2 separate regions of the Homo sapiens genome follow, and region 2 is linked to region 1. The links are chromatin loops, found by intact Hi-C in ENCODE. Cell type or tissue: Calu3. All regions are shown on one strand. Links, peaks and the distances in the headings refer to the core of each region. The heading gives the core; the rest is flanking DNA.

What was found. Hi-C counts contacts between places; a loop is a spot of excess contacts. Peaks named below come from ENCODE experiments on the same cell type or tissue, not always from the same donor. Only the 100,000 strongest peaks of a DNase experiment are listed, where the experiment ranks them.
Region 2: a loop joins it to region 1, with 15 times the contacts of the local background. A loop is called at or near these places in 3 of 110 quality-filtered maps.

What each region holds. Positions count from the first base shown.
Region 1 is chr4:81,633,074-81,639,562 of GRCh38, reverse strand. No RefSeq gene overlaps it. Among named protein-coding and RNA genes, the nearest start is that of RASGEF1B, 160 kb to the right of the region's middle. In Calu3, for the core only: no CTCF peak of the experiment used is centred there; a DNase peak (open chromatin) is centred at 3,682.
Region 2 is chr4:81,842,119-81,848,607 of GRCh38, reverse strand. No RefSeq gene overlaps it. Among named protein-coding and RNA genes, the nearest start is that of RASGEF1B, 370 kb to the right of the region's middle. In Calu3, for the core only: a CTCF peak has its summit at 3,705; a DNase peak (open chromatin) is centred at 3,727.

The DNA.
Region 1 (6,489 bases), core at 879-5,878:
TGCCACCCACCAAGCATGCATGGTACTGCCAGTCTGGAGAGGAGATGGCAATAACCACACCCTGTGCTGGGAGTCCAGGGCCCACAGGCTCGATCAGGATCTGCCCTGTACCCATGCCTAGTCCTTGCAGGAACAAAGGGTGACAGCAGTCACTGGGCAGGGTGGGGAGGGGCAGCCAGCAGGGCTTGGGCAGAGATAGACATTGGCAGTTAGTTTGGAGTCCCTTTAATATAACATGTATGAATACAGCCAGCCTGTATGCTCTCCCAATATAAACCAATTGATACATTCAAGTTTTCATATATTTTCAAACTAAGACCCTGAACCCATTAGCAATCCCTTCTTATTTCCCCAACAATCTCCCCCGACCCCAGCCCTAGGAAACCACGAATCTACTTTCCATTTCTATGTATTTTCCTATTCTGGGCATTGTTTACCACATTGAAGTTTTGGTGTGGACATGTTTTTATTTCTCTAGGGGTCTAACTGCTGGGTCATTTGGTAACTCTGTGTTGAATATTTTGTTTGCCACAGCATCTGTGCTACTTTACATTCTTACCACCAATGTATGAGGGTCTCAATTTCTCCACATCTCCAAGCTAGAGTTCTCTTTGACAACCTGAGTTAACCTAACCTCACTAGGACATAGAGTAACTGAGACAGAGCTATTGTATATGGCTGTTCATATTGCTTGCTTGCTTTTCTTAGGCATGGTTAGCCACAAAACCTATCATCAGTTCAACTGGGTTATGTATTAAGAAATGCATGCATTTCTTTCTTTTCTTTTCTTTTCTTTTTCTTTTTTTTGAGATGGAGTCTCGCTCTGTCACCTAGGCTAGAGTGCAGTGGTGTGATCTTGGCTCACTGCAACCTCTGCTTCCTGGGTTCCAGTGATTCTCCTGCCTCAGCCTCCTGAGTAGATGGGATTACAGGCTCATGCCACCATGCCCAGCTAATTTTTGTATTTTTAGTAAAGACGATGTTTTACCATGTTGGCCAGGTTGGTCTTGAACTCCTGACCTCAAATGGTCCATCTGCCTCAGCCTCCCAAAGTGCTGGGATTACAGGTGTGAACCACCGCGCCCAGCCAGGAAGGCATACATTTCTTAATTGCTAACATTTATTGTTATCCTTGTTTTTGATTATGGCCATCCTACAAAGGTGTGATGGGTGTAATGTGGTACCTTGTTGTAGTTTTGATTTGCATTTTTCTAATAGCTAATAACATGGGACATCTTTTCATGTCCTTACTAACCATTTGTAAATCTTTCAAATCTTCTGTTTAAATTCTAAGCCCATTTTACATATATATGTAAAATATTATATAATTTAATATATATAAAATTAAGTGTAAAATATATATAAATATATATTCAATTAAAAGTAAAATAATATGTATTATAATATATATCTATATATTATAATACATATTATTTTACTTTTAATTGAATATATATTTATATATTATATATAATATATTAATATATAATATGTATTATATATAATATAAATATGTATTATATATTATATATTATATCTATATTATATATAGATATAATATATAATATATCTAATATATATTAGATATAATATATAATTATATTATATATATTAGCCAGTGCTTTGGGGGGCTGAGACAGGGGGATCGCTTGAGCCCAGGAGTTTGAGGCTGCAGTGAAATATGATCGTGCCACTGCACTCCGGCCTAGGTGACAAAGCAAGACCCTGACTCTAATATATAGATATATATATAGATATATATTATATCGATATTATTATATTAATATTATATATTAATATCTATATATTATAGATGTAGATATTAATATCTATATATTAATATATAGATATATATTATATCTATAGTATTATAATATATATTATATAATTATATATTATATATTATATTATATAATATATTATATAATATATAATATATATTATTATATAATATATATTTTATATTATATTATATTTTATAATAATTATATTATATATTATATAATATTATGTAATATATATTATATTATATAATATTATGTAATATATATTATATTATATAATATTATGTAATATATATTATATTATATAATATTATGTAATTTATATTATATTATATATAATATAATATAATATTGTATGATATATAATACAATATTATATTATATTATATATAATATAATTATATATTATAATTATATATTATATATTATATTATATAATATAATATATAATATATAATTATATAATATATATTATAATACTATAGATATAATATATATCTATAATATATAGATATTAATATATAATATTAATATAATATCGATATAATATATATCTATATATATATCTATATATTAGAGTCAGGGTCTTGCTTTGTCACCTAGGCCGGAGTGCAGTGGCACGATCATATTTCACTGCAGCCTCAAACTCCTGGGCTCAAGCGATCCCCCTGTCTCAGCCTCCCAAAGCACTGGCTAAGCCCATATTTTAATTGGGGTATCTTTCTTTATTTTATTGAGTTGTAAGAGTTCTTCATATATTCTAGATATAAATCTATTATCAGATATGTAACATGCAAATTTTCCCCCATTTTGTGAGTCATCTTTTTCATTTTCTTGTTGATGTCCTTTGAAGCATAAAAATTTTTAATTTTGATGCAGTCTAATTTATCTATTTTTTTCTTTTGTTGCACTTGCTTTTGGTATTATATTTAAGACCTCACTTAACCCAAAATCACTGAAGATTTACTTCTGTGCTTTCTTCTATGAGTTTTATAATTTTCTTTCTTACATTTAGGTCTATGGTCCTTTTGGGGTTAATTTTCATCTATCATGTGAGAAAGGGGTCCAGTTTCATTCTTTTGCATATAGATATGCACCATTTGTTGAAAAAAAAACTATTATTTCCCCCATGGAATTGTTTTGGTACCCTTGTCAAAAATTAACGTCTAGCCTTATGCTGCCTTATCTTGAGAGAAATGCCTTATCATGAGAAAATGACTCAAGTTTGGGAAATCTACTGATTTTGTCAGATTTATTTTATTTGAGTGTTTTACAGACATAAAGGAATTAGAAATAGCTTCCTAAATCATTCATTCTTTTCTAACCTTAATGCAATTCAGTTAGAACAAAACCTGGGTCCAGTGGGGTCCCCAACCCTCAAAACCCTCTAGCCAACTTGATGAGAAAGAATGTTGTGGGTTTTATGAGAAAAAACAATCAGGAAATAATATTTCTTGAGTAATGCTTTTGGCATTTAACATTAAAGCAAACTAGTTTATTACTTTGGAGTCAACGACTCAGGCAAATTTTTATAGGATTTTATAGATTCTCCACATAATCATTACATTGTAGTGGTGCCTACAACATGCCAGGGACACTAAACATGTGCATGTCTGGATCCATTGATTATTAATTTTCCCCTCCAATCCTTACCACAATCCTAAGAAGTGAATATTGATTTCCCTGTCTTACACATAAGGAAACAAAGGTTGTGTAACTTGCCCAAGGTCATCCACCTTGTAAGTGGCTGAGATGGAATTTGAACTCAGGTTTGTCCGAATTTCAAGTTTAACGTGTTGCAGTTTGCCTTTACAGACGTATCACCAGCCTTGTATACCAGCTTTTCTTTTGCACAGTGCTTTCACTTCCTCATTCTTACAGAGGCTGTGTTCCCTGCCACGTGGGGTGAGCCAATGGGCTGAAGAAGCATGAGGAAAAGGAGACTCGGGTATGGCAGGTGGCTGTGTGGAGAGGACACTTGGTAAGAATGCTGCCAAGTTGCAGGTGTAAATGATCCGTGAGATAAATGAGAAGCCTTCCCCTGTACGACTGCTTTTCATCAAGCAGAAATGATTGAAAAGATTCTGGGTCAAAGAATTTACCTAAGTTTATTTTTATAGAAATTTTGTGTTTTAGAGCCAGAAAAATATTTAATCTGACTCAACTAGGAAACCTGTACTCATAAATAGATTCTCCTGAACATAATCAAAATGATAATTTCCTCCTCTGGGCTCAACCAGCCCTGGTTGCCCTACTGCAATTATCATCTCTCTGCCAGTCTACTATGCTATTTCATTTTGTCAATCCATACTAATTTTCAGGCAGTGCAAGGAGTTGTGTGTGTGTGTGTGTGTGTGTGTGTGTATGTGTTTCCCTGCAGCTCAAATCATCTCTGTCTCCAGAGGAAAGCATGACTGCTGTAAGTCAAATTGAATTTGCAATTCCCAGGATAGCCTTTATCACTGTTGTGCAAACACTGTCCTCTTAAAAACCTGTCTGAGGGATAGCATTTGATACCTGTGCATCATCTGACTCCATGAGGCCAGTGTTGAAAATCTTGCTGTCCTTCTCATCAGGCCAGTTGAAGTATGGCCTAGTCATAGTGTAAAATGGCTGTTCTTTTCCTCTGGAGCATTTCCTACATATGCTGCTTATCAATAGGAGTGGGTCATCACTAAACAAAAGAAATGAGCAGGCAGAGGGAGGGGATTGTCAGTGTTCCCTGGAGGTTGAACATTTTAAGTGTGTACATAAGTGTGCCCAGTTATGACAGAGTCACTTCCTGTCCTGAATCCCCTCCACAAACACAGGACAATGTCATGAGGTGTATGATGTAGATAATCACATGGTGTGTTGCAGCAACATATTTAGAGCTTATCATCAAGAGGACTTTTGAAATAGGCAGGTGAAGACTCCATTTCCGTTGTCCAGAAAGAGATGATGAGAGTGAAATTTCAGCATCATAGCCTATGTGCTGTCAACATGGATGTAATAAGCTTTTGATAATTTACAGGCTATTTTTCTGCTCAGTGAATGATTTAGGGCCTTTTATTCTGTGATTGACAGGGCTTCTTTCACAAGGCGGGCATGGGGAGGGGAAATGACCATTTTCCAACTCATTTCCAGTGTTGCTGAAGAACTTCTTGTGGGGTGTAGAGTATAATCCCCAATAGCTGGGACGCCCTGGGATGATTTTTGGATAAAAGTATATTTGACATGTCAGTATCACCCTATTCCTTGCAGTTGGCACTTGCAATTCCCAAGGCTACCATGGGAATTGCAAAATTTTTTTAAAAAAATATGAGATTGGAATTTCCATTTCTGTGCCCTAAACATGAGATATAATAGCAACATCCAGGTCACTGTGATTAAAGATCTCACCCCACGTTTGATGCCGTAGTCCAGGTTCTGCTTTTTGAGACTGGCTCTTCCTCTTGTTTCCCTTAGTTTGCACTCTTTCTGCTTCCACCTACCTCTCAGACACACCCACAGCCTCCTTTGCTAATTCCGAATTTTTCCACTCAGCTTCATGATGGAGGAGCTACCTTGAGATCTATAGTCACCCCACTTCTCGGCTCCATTCTCTTCCTCAGAGCTATTCCATCCACTCCTTTGTCCTCACTCACATGTAAATCTGTTAGTGCCAGAGCTGAATAGCTCACTACCTACTAGGTGTCAACCTAGAAACATCCAGCAGACATCTTAGACTTAACTAGTTGAAAATCAAACTAAATACTGTTCCCTTCCTTTTTCTGCCGTACTCAGGTCTCCAGTTCCCAGAGTTGCTCATCATCAGTAAGAATTTCCATGTATCACATAAATTGCTTCACCTTCTTTGAAAAGAAATCTGGAAGACTTAGTTATAATGAAAAGTATGTATACTGGCCAGACACAGTGACTCACGTCTGTAATCCCAGCACTTTGGGAGGCCGAAGCAGGTGGATCATTTGAGGTCAGGAGTTCGAGACCAGCCTGGCCAACATGGTGAAACCCTGTCTCTACTAAAAATACAAAAACTAGCTGGGCGTGGTGGCAGGCACCTATAATCCCAGCTACTCATGAGGCTGAGGCAGGAGAACCATTTGAACCCAGGAGGCAGAGGTTGCAGTGAGCTGAGATCACGCCACTGCACTCCAGCTTGGGTGATGGAGTGAGACTCTGTCTCAAAAAACAAAAAAAAAGTACCTATACCTTTTAACCCAGCGATCCTATTTTTAGACTCTATCTTATTGAATTCAAAGCACCTCTCTATATAAAGATATATTTGTAAGGATGCTTATTGTTAGTGATAGAAAACTGGGAACAACCTGAATTCCCATCAGAGCAGAATAGATGACAATGAATTATGGCCATCTTGCAGCTCTTCAGTGTGAAAACGCATCTATGATATATTCTGAAGTGAATAAAGCAGCTTGCAAATTAATATGTACATCATCCCGTTATTATAAAAACAAAAATAACAAAAAACTCTACCTGTGTATATGTGTTTGTGTGTTTGAATGGACATGGGAATGGTGGAATAATCAGCTGACTTAATGTTATTTCCCAGGGTGGGGTGTGGTGGGGATGAACGAGCACGTGTTGCCTTTGTAATATTTGAAAAAAAAATTTAATTGCTCATCATTCCATATTTCTTGCTAGTCACTCAAGTAGGAATCTTAGCATCACGTTAGACTCCTCCTTCCCCCTTTCTTTTGCCAATGAT
Region 2 (6,489 bases), core at 981-5,980, 210 kb before region 1:
CTGCCTGATTTGGTGGTTGTAACAGAAGAAGAGGATACGTTTCTAGACAGATTCCCCCTTCTGGCATTCACTTTGCTTGTCTGTTTCGTACCTACAGTGCTCCAGTTAAACTCTGTTAGTATAATAGTTATTACCCAAACACCACCACCCTTTGTAACCTCTAAGCCTTTACTCTTGTCTGTTACATCTGCCTTAAATCACTTTTCTGCCTTTTTCATCCAACGAACTCCAATCTAGTGTTGAAAGGCTAGCTGATGTGAAGTAGGTTAAGAAGGGAAATTTTAACAACCCTTCACTTCTTCCACCCTAACCAAATACAAAACCAACAAAATTATCTTCTCTCTGAACTTCCATAGCACTTTTTACTTCTTTGTTACATTCCAGTGATTACAGTAATTAGTGTACATTTTTATCTCTTCTACCAAATTATAAACTCTTCAAGGAGGGAAAAAACCACATTTGATTCATTTGCTTACTCATTGTGGATTCTTCTGCCCTCCCCTTCCTCACTTTTCACTGTACTTTGTATATAGTAGACATTCAAATAGTAAATTATATTAAATATTAAATAAGTTTAATATTTATCTTAAACATTAAAGATAAATTTCACTCTGCTATGTAAGATAAGATTAATGCACATGGCATGCACCATTTAAAACTCTGAAAAAGGAAGTTAAATAAAGGAAGGTAAAAGAGTCAAGAGACTTTGTCTTTAATATCTCTTAAACTAAAATAATAATATTATTGTACCTAGTAGAACAGTAAAAAGGCTCTTACTGGACTGTCTTCAGATTCCCTGGAAACACACACTGACATGGGGATTTGTGTGCAAGAAGTTTATTGGGGAGTGCTCTGAGGATGAGATCAACACCTGTAGAAAAGAGGGAGCAGGAAGCAGGCTGAGCAGCTGCAATGGAGGCCCCAGCTGATCCGTGGGAGAGTTCTGAAGCTGAGCGGCACCTTAGAGTTGCTCTGCCTTGGGTCGAGAGGACCGAGTCTTTATACCACTATTATTGGAAAGGTCTAGTGACCTTGGGCTAGGCAGCATGCTGGCTAAAGGCAATCACTAGAAAATAACTCAGCTGAGAGCCATCTTCTACTAACAGTCCCAGCAGCTGAAGGAGTGAGTGCTCCAGTCCTGAGGAGGAGATGTGGGCAGGGCACTGCAGCAGCCAAGGCTACACTAATGCCATTGGGGTGTTGGTCAGTGATTTCAAAAAGTCAGTCAAAGAGGAGAATCATAAAAAATGATACATACACCCACAAATACTCTATTTCAACTTAAAATATAGGAATGTGAGTTGATTTGCCTTTTACTTATAGGAATAAGGCCTTTGAGTATGGGCCACTGGTTGATGTTTTACATCTTGTGCAGATAACATAAAGAGATCATTGTGTAAAATGTTCTGTTTCAGCTTATTTAGAGATGCTTGTGAAACATGGTTGTCTTTTTTACACATAATTTGAAAGCAATATTTTTAGTGATTTGCCTATATTATGTTTTAGTTTTTAAATTTGATTTTATATTTTCTCATATCATAAAAGTACATATTTTAAAGCATCAAACAGTCCTACAAACCTTATAATTAAAAACAGTAGTATTTCATTCCACCTCTCCCTGCTCTTAATACCTACTATTCTCTGTAGGCAATCACTTCAACTCCCTTTTCCATTTTTCATTTGGATTCACCTCTATACAAACATCCCTGTGCTTATGTTATTTTTTGTGTTAATTTTTCAATTTTGGATATTTTCTTTTTCTGAGACAGGGTCTTGCTCTGTCACTCAGACTGGAGTGCAGTGGCACTATCATGGCTCACTGCAGCCTCAACCTCCTGGGCTCAAGCAATCCTCCCACCTCAGCCTCCCTCCGAGTAGTTGGGATTACGTCTGTGCCACCATGCCTGGCTTATTTTTTAGTTTTTTGTTGAGTTTAGGGTCTTGCTGTGTGGCCCAGGCTGGTCTCAAACTCCTGGGCTCAAGTGATTCTCCTGCCTCGGCCTCCCAAAGTGCCAGAATTACAGGCATGAGCTACCATGTCCAGCTAGTTTTAGATGTCTATTCATGCCTTCTACAGAAACTGATGAGTTTTCTTACATCCCCTATCTCTGTCTCCCTCGCCCTGTTCTTCAACACATACTTCCCCTCTTGTCTTCCAAACATGATTGTTTGAAAGTTGTAGCTTCTATCATTGAGCCTGTGTTACTATCACTTAACAGCTGAGCCATGTATTACAATATGATTGCATTTACTTTTCTATGTAACTTTTATAGTTTTTTTCTTTTTTTGGACTTAGTAGTTACCAATAATACTTTGTCTCAATTTCTTGAACTGTAAAATGGTCATAGTAACTGTATCTATCTCGTAGAGTTGTCAAAACTGTATGTTTAACTATTAGTTTTCATGGACTTTGTTTTTTATGTACTAATCCCTAATTCATCTTAAACTTTCTAACAGAGCCGTAAATATCTTTTTAATATACTTGATTTTATATTAAATGCTCAATGAATAAGCGTTGAAAACTATAGCCAATACTCTAATCTGCGCTGTATGAATGACAAAGCCATTTAATTGCAAGAGCAATGCATTTAGAATTCTTGGCAAGGCCTGAAACTGCCCCTTCCTAGCTGTGTGACCTTTGGCTAGCATATTTGAGTCACAGCTTTATCATCTGCAAATGGGAGAATTGGATTAGATAGTCCCTAGGGTCTCTTCCAGCACCATGATTCTATTATGGAGAAAAGCATATGCAGAAAATACCAAACTATGTAAAATATGTCAATGAAAAGAGTCAAACTCTAAAATATTTTGAAGGAATTTATTCTGAGCCAGATATCAAAGACCAGTGACGTGTGACATAGCCCTCAAGAGATCCTGAGAACATGTACCCAAGGTGGTCAGGATACAGTTTGATTTTATACATTTTAGGGAGACACAAGGCGTCAGCCAGTATTTGTAAGAGATACATTGGTTTGGTCAGGAAAGGCAGGACCACTGGAATCGAGGGCTTCCAGGTCATAGGTAGATTCAAGGATTTTCTGATTGGCAATTGGTTTAAAGAGTTAAAGAGTTTAAAGGCCTTGACTCAATAGAAAAGAATGTCTTGGTTAAGATAAGGAGTTGTGGACACCAACCAACCCCTTATCTTATGCAGAGGAGGTCTCCAGAGAGCTGACTTTAGAGATAATAGATTATAAATGTTTCTTATCAGAGTTGATTTCTTTCTCCTAGATCAGGAAAAAGGAAGGAAAAGCAAGGGGATTCTCTTCAGAATGTAGATTTTCCCCAAATCAGTCAGCTTTGCAGGACTATTTCAGGACATGGCAAATAAAACATATTTGGGCTTGAACTACTTTGATTTCCTTCTTTATCTGTCGTGTGATGTTATGCCAGAGTCAGGTTGGAAAGTGAGCCACATTATATAGGGTTAAATAAAACCCCTTTGATGAGACATTATGGATTGTAGGGTGTAACCCACCAGTCCCCTTAGATACAAATTTGGGCAAGAGAAGAAAAAGGTCAGTGTTTAGTTCTCAAATGTAAGATTGCAATGACATAGCTTCTACCACCTCTAGCACCACCTCCAGAAGACCTCTTAATAACCTTCTGGGCAGGATTATGCGACATCACTCACACTATGATAAAGGAGAATTTTGTTGAGTCATTTTATACAAACAATTGTCCTACCCCTTTGGGACACCTAGTTGTAATTTGCGGGCACCACCACTAAATGTCGCTATAGGTTACATAACTAAGTGGTCAGGAGTGCTCTATGTGTGTGTTGTTCTACAAGCTTTGAAAACTACCATTTAATCTCCTTATAGATTTAGAACTACATACCTTAAGTACTTAAACCAAAGTATTAAAAAACCTTGAAATTAAGATTTTTAAAGAAGGCGGTAAAACACAAAATGCTCTTTATTTCTTCCTTCCATATGCCTTTTCCCTCAAATGTTGTTTCTGTGTATCTAGTCACTGGTATAAACCAAGTAAACTGGTATTTAAAGGAACTCTTAACTGAGCAATTGCTTGACTCTCAGGCCTGCACCTTAATGATTTTTCTTTCCTCCAAAGATAAGAGATTAAGCAATAGGAGGAAATACGGGTCTCTTTGTTTTCTGTTTCTTGTGTCTGTTGTATTTCCAAGCTTATCTAAAATCCTAGACACTTTAATGTATTTTATTGATTTTACAAAAATATGCACATATTTTATATTTTAACATTTCTGAAATTATGATGCTTTATATAATTAATAGCAACATACAATTATATTGGTAGCACTTCTCTTTCTTAGTGATATCTCATAATCAACTTTTAATTTGATAAAATATTGTATCTGATATTATAATGTATCCATCTGAATTTATTAGAGTTCAGGGTTGTCTTAAAGAGTTGTTTGACAGGGGAACTTCGTTTTCTAATCAATTTTTAAAATTTTTTTCATTTTATTTTATTGTATTTTTAGAGTCTTGCTCTGTTGCCCAGGCTGGAGTTCAATGGTGTGATCTCGGCTCACTGCAACCTCCACCTCCCGGGTTCAAGTGGTTCTTGTGCCTCAGCCTCTTGAGTAGCTGGGATTACAGCCATGCGTCATCACACCTGGCTAATTTTTGTATTTTTAGTAGAAACGGGGTTTCGCCATGTTGGCCAGGCTGGTCTTGAACTCCTGGCCTCAAGTGATCCTCCCAAAGTGCTGGGATAACAGGCATGAGCTAACGTGCCTGGCCTCTAATAAAATTTTGTAGGGAGTTAAGAGTGGAAGAGATAATAATATTTATTGAATGTCCAGTATAGTCTGGACGTATGCACTTTGCGAATATGATGTATTTAATACTCATATGCTGGAAAGTGGGCTTTTTTTCTTTCTATTTTATGGGTGAGAAAACCGAGGCCTAGAAAGGTCAGTAACTTGTACAACTTGTAACTTGTCATACTACTAGTACGGGTCACTGTTTGAAATGGTGTATTTCTGATTATAAATCTTAGACTTTTCCTACCCTGTTACATTGATATTTTACCGTTCCCTTTAATACCAGAACATTTTTCTAACATATAGAACTCAGCCCTCTTTGAATAATGTAGTTTTCTGACAATCCTTTAAAAATATTGATTAAAAATCTTTGATTAAACAACCTAAGAATGATTTTTCTGAACTCTAGTCTCAATCTTTGTGATCAAAAGGGTAGAACCAGAACTCGATGTCTCCGAGAGGTGAATTGCTTCTCCAGAGAGTAATGGTGCTCTGCAAGAGACAGCATGGGGTGTGTCAAACTCATGTAGAGTGTTTGGATCCCCTTAGTCTTCTGGTAGACCACTTGAGGAGACAGTTTTCAAAATGCCTTGAATTGAAACAAACAACCCCCAACCAAAAAAATAAAAAAATAAAAATAAAACCCCAAGGAATATTTCCTCCAAGTCTCTTCCTTATAGAAAGCTAGTTTATCAGCTCTATGTTATGGTTTCTGTCAGAGTCCATAAGTGTCCTGGAGATCCAGGCTGTAGGCAAGATGCAGTTGATAGGAAATGCTTAGTCAATGTCCCTTTACTTCCCAAGGGGCAAGGCTGAGAAATGAAGAGCAACTTCCTTTCGTACATCTTTGCTTTGACAGTCCTCTGCGTTCAAATGGCACTCACTGGTAAAGACAAGGGCAGAGAGAGAAGAAAACAGCTTACTGATTGTCACTGTGTTTTCACAGGCCAGAGGTACCTAAATTTCAATTCCCAGCAACTCTCAGAAACTGCTGAAATGCATTGCCTTTTAATTCCCTACCTCATATCCTGAAGGGCATTTGTTGTCTACAGGATGTACTTATGTTTTCCATTTTCAATCCTCCTTTTACAGGTTCCCCTCATTTGTAAATCTAAAAATGAAACATTAGCAATCTGTCAGCGGTTCTGTTCCATTCATTTGTCTTGGGGTTTATTATAGAAATACTTTTTATATCAGCAACTTAGGATCTTATGATGATAAATATTCTGTTGTCCCATTTCACAATGATTTCTCAAATAGTGGGCATATGACTGCAACATGTACAGGAAATAATAGCTGAAAATTTGAGATCACCAAGGCATGAGTTGATTACCATTGTTTAAAATTTCTTTGGCTTAAAGATGATACTATATATGCTGAAGCAATTTTGAAATGATATATTTAACTTTCAATCTCTTAAGGGACATAATGACTCTATTATGTGTTATCTGGTTGAAAACCATTGAATGAAAACTATTTGCACCTATTCAGAGCCATCCATCCATCGTCAAAGTGATCACTCTGGGAAGGAAGGCCAAGTGACAAGCCATGAGGCTTTTTATTTTATTTCAAATTCTTGGACATTCCAATGTGAAACCAATGAGAGTATGGGTATATGTGGCAAAACGTTAAGACCAGAGTCACCCAATATCTTTCTGAATACTAAAATTGGGGACCTCTTTCAGTTCTTATGTGATTTCTTAGTTGCATCTCACTCGTTTATTTAATCATTTATCCCT